Regions from separate parts of the Homo sapiens genome. Here region 1 is linked to region 2. Evidence: chromatin contacts called from ENCODE Hi-C or POLR2A ChIA-PET data. All regions are on one chromosome and are shown on one strand. The core of a region is the stretch at or near the end of the contact, and the rest is flanking DNA. Distances in the headings are between cores, read along the strand shown.

What was found. Hi-C counts contacts between places; a loop is a spot of excess contacts on that map. ChIA-PET counts read pairs that join two places held with the same protein, here RNA polymerase II (POLR2A). Pooled maps may share reads with other maps.
Region 1: a loop to region 2 is called in a pooled map, with 5 times the contacts of the local background. The contact joins two enhancer-like sites. A Hi-C loop is called at or near these places in 3 of 50 pooled maps. POLR2A ChIA-PET finds 5 or more read pairs at or near these places in 3 of 52 experiments (MCF 10A, PC-9 and endothelial cell of umbilical vein).

Annotation. Positions count from the first base shown.
Region 1 is chr7:129,528,618-129,533,730 of GRCh38, reverse strand. No RefSeq gene overlaps it. Among named protein-coding and RNA genes, the nearest start is that of SMKR1, 29 kb to the right of the region's middle. Within about 2 kb of position 2,795, at least 3 of the 41 ENCODE cell types and tissues checked have a DNase peak (open chromatin) inside an H3K27ac peak, as active enhancers do; they include PC-9, where a contact is called at or near this core.
Region 2 is chr7:129,777,729-129,782,331 of GRCh38, reverse strand. No RefSeq gene overlaps it. Among named protein-coding and RNA genes, the nearest start is that of MIR183, 5.0 kb to the right of the region's middle. RefSeq lists enhancers at 1-317, 1,164-2,009, 4,548-4,603 and silencers at 1,630-2,429, 2,490-2,569, 2,720-2,849. Within about 2 kb of position 1,916, at least 14 of the 41 ENCODE cell types and tissues checked have a DNase peak (open chromatin) inside an H3K27ac peak, as active enhancers do; they include PC-9, where a contact is called at or near this core.

The sequences.
Region 1 (5,113 bases), core at 1,546-4,045, 250 kb after region 2:
GTTCGAGTCTGAAAGCCTCAAAACCAGGGAAGCCGTCAGTGCACCCTCCAGTCTGCAGCTGAAGGCCTGAGAGCCCCTGGGAAGTCACTGGTACAAGTCCCAGAGTCCAAAGGCCAAAGAACCTGGAGTCTGCTGTCCGAGGGCAGGAGGTGGGGAAGCAAGCATCCAGCACTAGAAGGAAAAATAGAGCCAGAAGACTCAGCCAGCAAAGCTATCCCTCTTCTTCCGCCTGCTTTGTTCTAGCTGCCCTGGCAGCCGACTGGATGGTGCCCACCCACAATGAGGGTGCGTCTTCCTCTCCCAGTCCTCAACTCCAATATCAATCTCCTCTGGCGACATCTTCACAGACACACCCAGGAGGGTACTTTACCAGCCATCTAGGCATTCCTCAATGCAGTCACCCAATATTCACCGTCACAACCCTCGTGACCTCATCTAACCCTAATTACCTCCCAAAGGCCCCGCCTCCAAATACCATTACATTTGGAGTTAGGGGTTCAACAAATGAACTGAAGAGGGAAGGAACAAAAACATTCAGCTCTTAACAGGCGGTTCTTGCCCCCATCTTCTGTACATGGTGGCAGCTGGAGACATTCTGGGTGGACTGGCTGCAGGAGCCATGGTGGCCGCCCAAGGTGGAGCTGGAGAAGGCACTCGACCTTCCTTGTCCGTCCGTGGAGCCTACAGAGGGCTGAGGTCAACTTACCGGCACTGGGGAGACAGAGACTGCAGTAGAGCCCATGAATGGAGGGCTCTGGGTAAAATGCAAAGATCTGGGGTACAGGGGCAGATGCCTCTGACTGGGCACCGTGGTGAGCCAGACTTGTCATTCAAGGGAAGGACCTGTCAGCAGGCTGCTGCATTTTGACCAGAGGCCTAAACCAGGAGAACCTCAGCTGACCCATCCATCAAAGCAAAGCTGGGCCAAGGGATTCTCTCCACCACAGCAACCTAGGGGCCCGTCCCTCCCACACCCTGCGCCGCCCTTTCATCGCCTCTCAAGATCAACATTAGCCACACCTTCAAACTCTTCTGTCCTCCATCTGAGCTCACTTGGTGGTGGTGTGGACACACACAACACACACGCACACAGTGTACACATGCACTCAGAGTGTGCACGCACGCACACAGACACACGCACACATGCATATGGACATACACAGAGTGTACGCATGCACACGGGCACACGCACATGCATGCACACAGACACACGCACACAAGCACACGGATGCACGCACATGGACACACACACAGAGTGTGCACACACGCACACACAGCCTGGCTGTACGGCGGCCTCAAGCTGCGGCGTTGCCATATGGGCTCTTGGAGGCTGAATTTAGCAGGGCAGATGGAGCTCAACCACGTCCCGGAACAGATTCCCTCAGGCTGCACACACCCGGCACCACACTGTCAAAGAGGTCAAGGGTGAAGGACACAGAGAGAAGCGGTCAAGTGGTGCTGACGATTCAACTCCAAGGTCAAGGCGTGGGCCCTATTGGGTGGACACTGCTGTTTATAGCTCCCCTTGTGAAGCGTTTTTGGCAAATACGATGACAGTCCGCATGACAGTGACTGGGGACACATGAGTGAGCCCCTGAGCTCGCAGCCGCAGTTTGCATGGCCTCCCCGAGTCTGCACTCTGAGGCTCTGCCTCCAGCCTGACGTCTCATCACAGCTTCTCTACCTCCTAGTCTATATCCTACCTTCTATATCCTAGTCAGGGAGAGAACACACAAAATTGAAATAACTGCAGACGGCTGTTCACCGCATGACAGATCCAAGGTGCGAATAAGGAAATGTAGATTCCAGCTGGGTGTGTCAGGAGCGGTGAAGGGCGAGCAGGCAGGTGTGGACTGTTTTCTGTGGGAGGTGGGTTCGAGGCCTCAGAGGGTAAAGGAGTGGGGTGGGCCAGGTGACTAGTAGCCCAGGTGTGGCCTTGAGACTGGGGGGCAAGGTGTGCAGGGGCAGAGGGAGGATTGGCTTCTCTGCGCCGCGAGGGGAGAGAAGGCTTCGAGCAAAGGACTGGGGTGGTGGCCGGTCCTTCTGAGAAAGCCTCTCCCTTCTATCTGCCACCCACCCCACCCTGCCCCCACGCAGAGAGAAAGCCTCGGGGCATGGGGGCCTCTGCCCTGCATCTGCTGTCCCTCCGCCGCCACCTCTCTCAGAGACCTGGAACAAAAAGGGAGAAGCCTTGATTTTATTTTGTATTTTGTATTGTTGTAAAATATACATAAAATTTACCATTTTAACCATGCTTAAGTGTATAAATTAGCAGCATTAAGACCCTTCACAATGTTGTGTAACAATCACTGACATGCATTTAGAACCTTTTCATCATCCCAAACAAATGCTCTAAACAATAACTTCCCAGCCAGGTGTGGTGACACACCCTGCAGTCCCAGTCCCAGCTACTTGGGAGGCTGAGGCCTGAGGATTACTTGAGCCTTGGGAGGTGGAGGTTTCAGTGAGGCACGATTGTGCCACTGCATTCCAGCCTGGGTGACAGAGCGAGACTCTGTCTCAAAAAAAAACAAAAACAAAAACAAACAATAATGAGTTTCCATTCCAGCCCCTCCTCAGCAACACCCCCCTCCCACACACCACCACCACCACCACCACCACCACCACCACCACCACCACCAGCACTATTCTACATTGTGTCAATGAACTCACCTATTCTAAATTACTCATCTAGGTGAGTCATAGAATATTTGTCCTTTTGGGTCTGGCTTATTTCACTCAGCAGAATGTTTTCAAGGTTCATCACTGTTGTAGCATGTGTCAGGATTTCCTTCCTCTTTAGGGCTGAATATTGAGTGAACGCATCACATCTGTTTATCCATTTGTCTGCTCATGGACGCTTGGTTTGATTCCACCTTTTGGTCATTGTGAATAATGTTGCAATGGAAATTGCGGACAAGTATCTGTTTGGCTCCCTGCTTTCATTTCTCTTAAGTATACCCCTAGAAGGGGAATTGCTGGGTCATGTTCTATGTTTAACTTTTTGAGGAATATCCCAAACTGTTTTCCACAGTGGCTGCACTGAACCTTGATCTATTTTTTAAATTTTTTATGTTTTTTTTTTTTTTTTTGAGACAGAATCTCACTCTGTTACCCAGGCTGAAGGGCAGTGGCATGATCTCGGCTCACTGCAACCTCCACCTCTTGGATTCAAGTTATTCTCCTGCCTCAGCCTGCCAAGTAGCTGAGATTACAGGTGCCCACCACCACACCCAGCTAATTTTTTGTGATTTTAGTAGAGACGGGGTTTTGCCATGTTGGTCTGACCTCGAACTCCTGACCTCAGTTGATCCGCCTGCCTCAGGCTCCCAAAGTGCTGGGATTACAGGCCTGAGCCACCACGTTGGCTTTTTTTTTTTTTTTTTTTTTTTGAGATACAAGGTCTCACTCTGTCACCTAGGCTGGGGTGCAGTGGTGCAATCTCAGCTCACTGGAGCCTCGAACTCCTGGGCTCAAGCAATTCTCCCGCCTCAGCCTCTCAAGTAGCTGGGACTAGGGGCATGACCCACCACATCTGGCTAATTTTTTAATTTGTTTGTAGAGACAGGGTCTCTCTCTGTTGGCCAGGCTGGTCTTGCACTCCTGGCCTCAAGTGATCCTCCTGCCTCATCCTCGCGAAATGCTGGAATTACAGGCATGAGCCACCATGCCTGGCCACTTTGATCTATTTTAAAGGAAAAATGAATCTATTCTAAAAGCCTCATGCTTGGCAGGGAGGGATGGTCTACCAGCCAGATTTCAGGAGCCCAGAACCTCACTGCACTATGAAATCACATAACCAACTGTGGAGGTCCCATCTTAGCTAGAGGCACAATGACAAACTGGCTGCATCCAAAAGAGGGCGACCTAAGAGGGGGTCATGTCAAGTAAAAAGCGTCTGAAGGGATTGGGTGTCTGAGGCATCCCTCTTCACAAAGAACTGCCCCCAGGGTTATGAAAGGCCACTTTGCAGCAGGGTGGATAGACCTGCCTGCAGCCATAGAGGCAGGACCCGGGGTCTGGGTTGGGCCTGTGTGCGAGCTTCCAGGGACCAACTTTGGCTGCACACTGCTCTGAGGGCTGGAGGGTAATCTCCAAGGCTCCATGACTCTGCCAGGGCAGGAGAAGAAGACATCACAGAAGACATCATGCTCCGTGAGATTCTCTTGTTGTTAATTCTGCTTTGAACAAATGGGAAGGCTGAACTCCTAAGAATTTTTGCAATTGAAAAAAATCTTCCACTTTCTTTTTCTTTTTCTTTGAGATGGAATCTCACTCTGTCGCCCAGTCTGGAGTGCAGTGGTGCCATCTCAGCTCACTGCAACCTCTGCCTCCTGGGCTCAAGCGATTCTCCTGCCTCAGCCTCCCGAATAGCTGGGATTACAGGCATCCAACACCACAACCGGCTAATTTTTGTATTTTTAGTAGAGACGAGGCTTCGCCGTGTTGGCCAGGCTGGTCTTGAACCCCTGACTTCAGGTGATCTGCCCACCTCAGCCTCCCAAAGTGCTGAGATTACAGGCATGAGCCACCATGCCTGGCCTCCACTTTTTTTTTTCACACAAGAAATCAGGAAGCACACTGTCTCAACACAAATAATAGTGTAAATGCTGAATTATGAATTGCATTTTGATAAATGTAAGCACTAATCAAAAGAAAATATTTCACGACCGACATCTTATTTCAACAATTTCTCTAGGAGTTGGAGGTGCAGAAACAAATGCGATCAGAGATTAAGAAGAGTTTTGAGACTTGAAGCTCCGTGCTTTGTTCAGGCATCCCAAAGGCTTTGGACACCTCTACAGGCGGCTGGAGAAATTAAACACAGTGCACAGAAACAGCAAGTTGAGGAATAAGTACCAATCATGCCACCTCTTCTTCCACCCAGCTCCTGATGCCAGCTGTCTCTCAGCCTTGTGCTTTTTTAAATTGTTTTCTGAATTTTAAAAAATTCATTACAGGCTGGGTGCGGTGGTTCATGCCTATAATCCCAGCAGTTTGGGAGGCCGAGGCAGGTGGATCACTTGAGGTCAGGAGTTCGAGACTAGCCTGGCCAACATGGTGAAACCCCGTCTCTACTAAAAATACAAAAAAAATTAGCTGGGCATGGTAG
Region 2 (4,603 bases), core at 667-3,166:
GGATCCAGGGTATCAGGTCCCCGGGGGCCGCCCCCTCACCGTCCGAGTCCAGCTCCGGTTACCTGCCTGGCCTGCTCCTTAAAATATGTATGAGGCCCTTGCGGGTGCAGTTTCGCGGCCCCTCCCGGAGTGGGGCTGGGGGACTCAGGGTGCGAGGGGAGCTGAGGGGGGAGGAAGCGACGCGAGCTCCCCGGCCGGGGCCTTCTCGACTTTCAGCAGCGCATTTAAGAAAAGGTGGAAATCGGATCTGTCTCGGCGGCGCCCCAGCCCCGCCCGCTCCGACGGCCGGACCTCGCGGCCCAGCGGCTAGCTTTCTGCTGCGCGGTGTCTGGTTCTCGACAGCAGGTGAATGGGCCAGGGCGGGGCGCCCGGAGCGCGGGGGGCGGGGCGCGCGTTATAAAGGGGAGCAGCAGGCCGCGGGGGCCACTCGCAGTCCGCAAGGCCTGCGCTTCCCGCTTTGCGGTCCTGGGCACACCCGGCCCGGGTTGCCCAGCATCGCATGGGTCTGAGGACCAGGTAGGGCGCGGGTGCAGAGACAGCCAGGGAGGCTCGAGGCGACCTAGATGGGCGGGGGAATGCTAGTAGGACGGGGAGGGGTTAATGTGGAGCTATCACCCCCTTTTGGCCCGTTGGGCTCTGTGACGTGCTCATTATCTCCGCTGTCCGGGTTCTCGCTCACCGTGCCCATCCCTGGCTGCATGGGGAGAGGGGCCCCGAGGCCCTGAGACTCGTCCAGTTATCCACCTGGGGTGGGAATCTTGCTTCCCGATCCATCTGGCTGCGACATCTACGGCTTCAGCAGGCCCTGCCCGGGAGTCGGGCATATTGAAGGGTTCGTATCCTTGCCGTCACCCTTGGCCCCTCCCGGCTCGGCAGGAGCTGGGGGTGGGGAAACTATAGATTTCCCGGGCCCCGCTTCCACTGCCTCACCCCCTTCTTTTGCTCGAGCCCAAGACAAGGTGTTAACGGTCTTCAAGTGCAAGGGTTAGGTTTGGTGGGAGCATAGGCTAAGCACCACCCTCATTTTACAGGGGCTTCTAGGGTGCCAGATCTGCGGGGGTCGATTGGGAAGAACTAGAAGCTAAAAAGGAGAAGGGCGGATTAACGTTTTATTTTAATCTGGTTTTGAGCTGCCGTTGCCGTCTGGGGCGGCCGGGCGGGGCGGAGCTGGGACTGCCAAGGGCAGCCAAAGCAGCAGGGAGGGAGGGGGCGCTCCGGTGCTCAGGATGCTGGGGAAGAAGGAAGAGGCCACCCCAACGCTGACAGCTTGGAGGACCTAGCCCCTGCCCCCCGGTCCCTTCTGAATGCTCCGGGTGGTGTCAGACCAAAGGACGGTTGAGAAGGATCTAATCCGCGTCCGCGCCCCAGCCCCGGCTGGCCCCGCCCCCTCCCGAGGGAGCCACTGTCGCAGTGGGGGGAGGGGGAGATGGGAACGGGTCTGGGGGGCGGCTCCCCTCCCCCTCCCTCTCTTGGGACAGACAGCCTTTGTTCCCGGCGGCGGCGGCAGCGGTGGCCAGACACCTGTGAGGCCGCAGAACTGGCCGAGGGTGGGCGTGTGAGGACATGGAGGCCCCTTGTCCCCATTCCAGCCCTGCGCCCCTGGGTCCGGGTGCGCCCCCTGAGACAGGTCAGCCTTGAGCACCTTTCTGCGGGGAGACTGCAGAGATCGTCCAGTGGCCCTACGGTGCGCCCCAGCTCCCAACGCACTTCCCCTCCCCCCTCCCAGGGTCGGATTTCCAAGCACGCCACGCCACACACACCTCGGCTAGCTCCGGGCTCAGAGGGCGCTGGGGTGGCAGGGCGTCCGGGCGCACCTCGGCTAGCGGCACCCTAGCCCGAGGGCAGGAGGCGGGGATAGAAGGCGGGCGACGGGACCCCTTGGGGCCAGACCCGGCCGGGTTGGGCAAGCAGGCGGGGCTCCCGGCGTCTCCGCAGTCCCGGACGGGCGTGCCCTGCGCCGCGCACCAACCGGAGCCACATTCAAGGTGAATCATCCCCGGCCCGCCCCCTGCCCCTCCCCGCCTCGCGGCACCTGAGCCAATGGCGCTGCGCGAGGGGCGGGCGGGGCCCGGGGCGGGGGGCGGTAAAACCCTCCTGGAGTCATTCTCTGTGCACTCCGTCGAGCCCCCGCGCAGCCGTGCCGGAGCCGCAGGGCCTCCGTCCAGCCGCGCGGTCCGGGCAGCCCGCGCCCCCTGTTCTTCCGGTCCTCGGGCCCAGGTACCCCTCTGGACCTCCCCCGCCTGCAGCGCGGAGGCGGCTCCTCTTCAGGTGGCCGGGCCGGGGCCTTCCCCGGCAGACCTGTCACCCGACACCCAGGAAGCGCGCGGCCGGGTCCCGGCTCCCCTTTGTTCCCCCGCTGGGCTCGGCGCTCCGGCGCCGCCCCCTCTCGCGGGGCAGCGGAGGTTTGGGCCCGGGCCGGGCGCGCTTCAAGCTCCGTCCATGCGGCTCTTTCCAAACCGGGGCCGTTTTTGCCTGGCTTCTCTGGTGTGGACTCCGCGCGGAGCTGAGAGGCGGCTGTGCGCCCAGCCTGGAGCCGGCGCAGGTGAGTGTCTGGGGCCGGGAGCGGGGGGGCGGGCCGGGCGGAGCCAGAGCGGGGCTCAGTAGAGGAGGCGGAGGCGGGCGCCCGGGACCGGCCGCACTAGAACCCGGGTGCAGGGCAGAAGTCCCGGCGCAGCTGGCTTTCGGGGATGACGCGGCAGTGCCTACTCGCTCTTCCGCGCCTTCAGGCGGAGGCGCCCACGGGGCGCCTGGGTCCCGGGTCCGCCAGTGGCGTCTGCCCAGCGCCCAGCGCTGTTCCCGGGCGGGGGCGGGGGCGGGAGCGGCTGCGGTCCGAGTGCGGCCGGTGCTTGCGAGGTGCCTACCCGCGAGGAGTTTGGCTGGGGTCGGGCTGCGTTTCGCCGCCCTGGTGGGCTCAGGCGGAAGCGCCAGGCTGGGAGGGGGCTGCGGAGAGCGCCGGGGCCCCGGAGCTGGCCCCTCCAGCGTCTTGTCAGGGCTGCGCGGCTGGTTCGAGGCTGCTTCCGTGGCCCGGAGCCGCCCCGCCCAGTCTCTGGGGGAAAGCGGCTCTCAGACCTCCCGTGTGCCTCCACTTCGCGGCCACTCATCCCGGGAACCCCGGCGCACGCGAATGAGACACCGTTCCCCGCCCTCAACTGCCCCATTCCTGTTAATAGCGCTAGTGGCACCCAGGTTCCCAGCCCTTCCCCAAGATCGGCGGCTGGACGGCTTGCCTCTGGCGCCTCACCGGTCAGCGCATCCCAGGACTATGGGCAGTGAGGGTGTCACCCGGGGTCAGGGGTCGCCCGATTCCACGGTGTCCTCCAGGCTGAGCCATTCGTTTGCTCTTCCAACCCGGGCTCCCGGACACCGTGTACAGTAATACCCGCCGGGGGCAGGGGCACTGAGGCCGGCTCTGAGCGATTAGGGCCGAGGGCGGGCGGTGCCGTAATCGACCTCCCCACCCCCACAGGCAAGGTGCGGCGGCGCCTCCCAGGTTTGCGCCCGTCTTCGCAAAGCTCCTGAGGGCGAAAATCCTGCGAGCCAGGTGGCGGATTCTCGGGCCGGGTCACTCAGCTCTACGGGTGCGCATCACCCTCTACCTGTCACCCAGTGAGCCCGACCGATGGGCACCGAGTCGGCGGATCTCTGATCCGAGGCCGAGCCTTCGGAGAAATCTGTCCTAGTGGCCTCATCGTGGCCTGAGCGAACGCAAAGGAACCTGCCCCAAGCCCAGCTCTCAGCCTCGACCCCCACATTCCCCGCGCGGCTCTCGGTTCGGACCTGGGCTCGGAGCGGCAGCCTCCACCACTGCTCGTTTCTTTACCGCTCAAGGCCGCCCCTTCATGCTCCTGCGGGGGAGTTAGCGGGACCTCTGGAGTCGGCCTTACGCAAAGAAGAGAAAATTCTAGGATGCCGGCCTCACTTGTGAGGATTTCGTTTATTCTTTTTCTCCTACCGGGGCCCAGTGGCTCTTGGAGTGAGCTCCGCACCCCAGACACCTGAGTATTTATTTAATGGGTCGGTGGCGGCCTGGGCTTCGGGGAAAGGAGCTCTGGGCCCCTCTCCCAGCACCTCATGGGGACACAGGATGACAGGCGCAGCGTCCAGGGCATGCCCGTTCAAGGGCCCCAGCAGCCTCTAGCCCCTGGGACCTCAGGGGCATTTGATAGAGACTGGAGGGATCAGGACCAGACCGGTTGTGGGTGGCGCGGCTGGGACCCTGGACTCCAGATTCGTTGTGTAGAGGTGGAGAGGAGAGCCAGGAGTCGAGCGGTAGGCTATGTGCTGTCTAAGGACCCCGGAGTACCCATAGCCCAGAGTCCTGCAACACTCACCTCTAACACTGGAAGGGGTTGGGGGCCTGCCCTTTGCATTGGGCACCAGTGCCCAGGAAGGGACACCCCTAGGGGAAAGGGGACTCGAGTTTTAAGAAGGCCCAAGTAGAGTTCAGGAGGGTGGGGCTGAGAGCGACCGAAGGTGGGAGGGGGCGCTTTGTGGAGACCTCCTAGGATGTGTAGGACCCCCACACACCCTGTGAGTCCCTGGCTGCCCAGCCTGGCCTGCAAGTTGCATCTCTTTTGGTCCTCTTCCATTGCCAGGCGCTGAC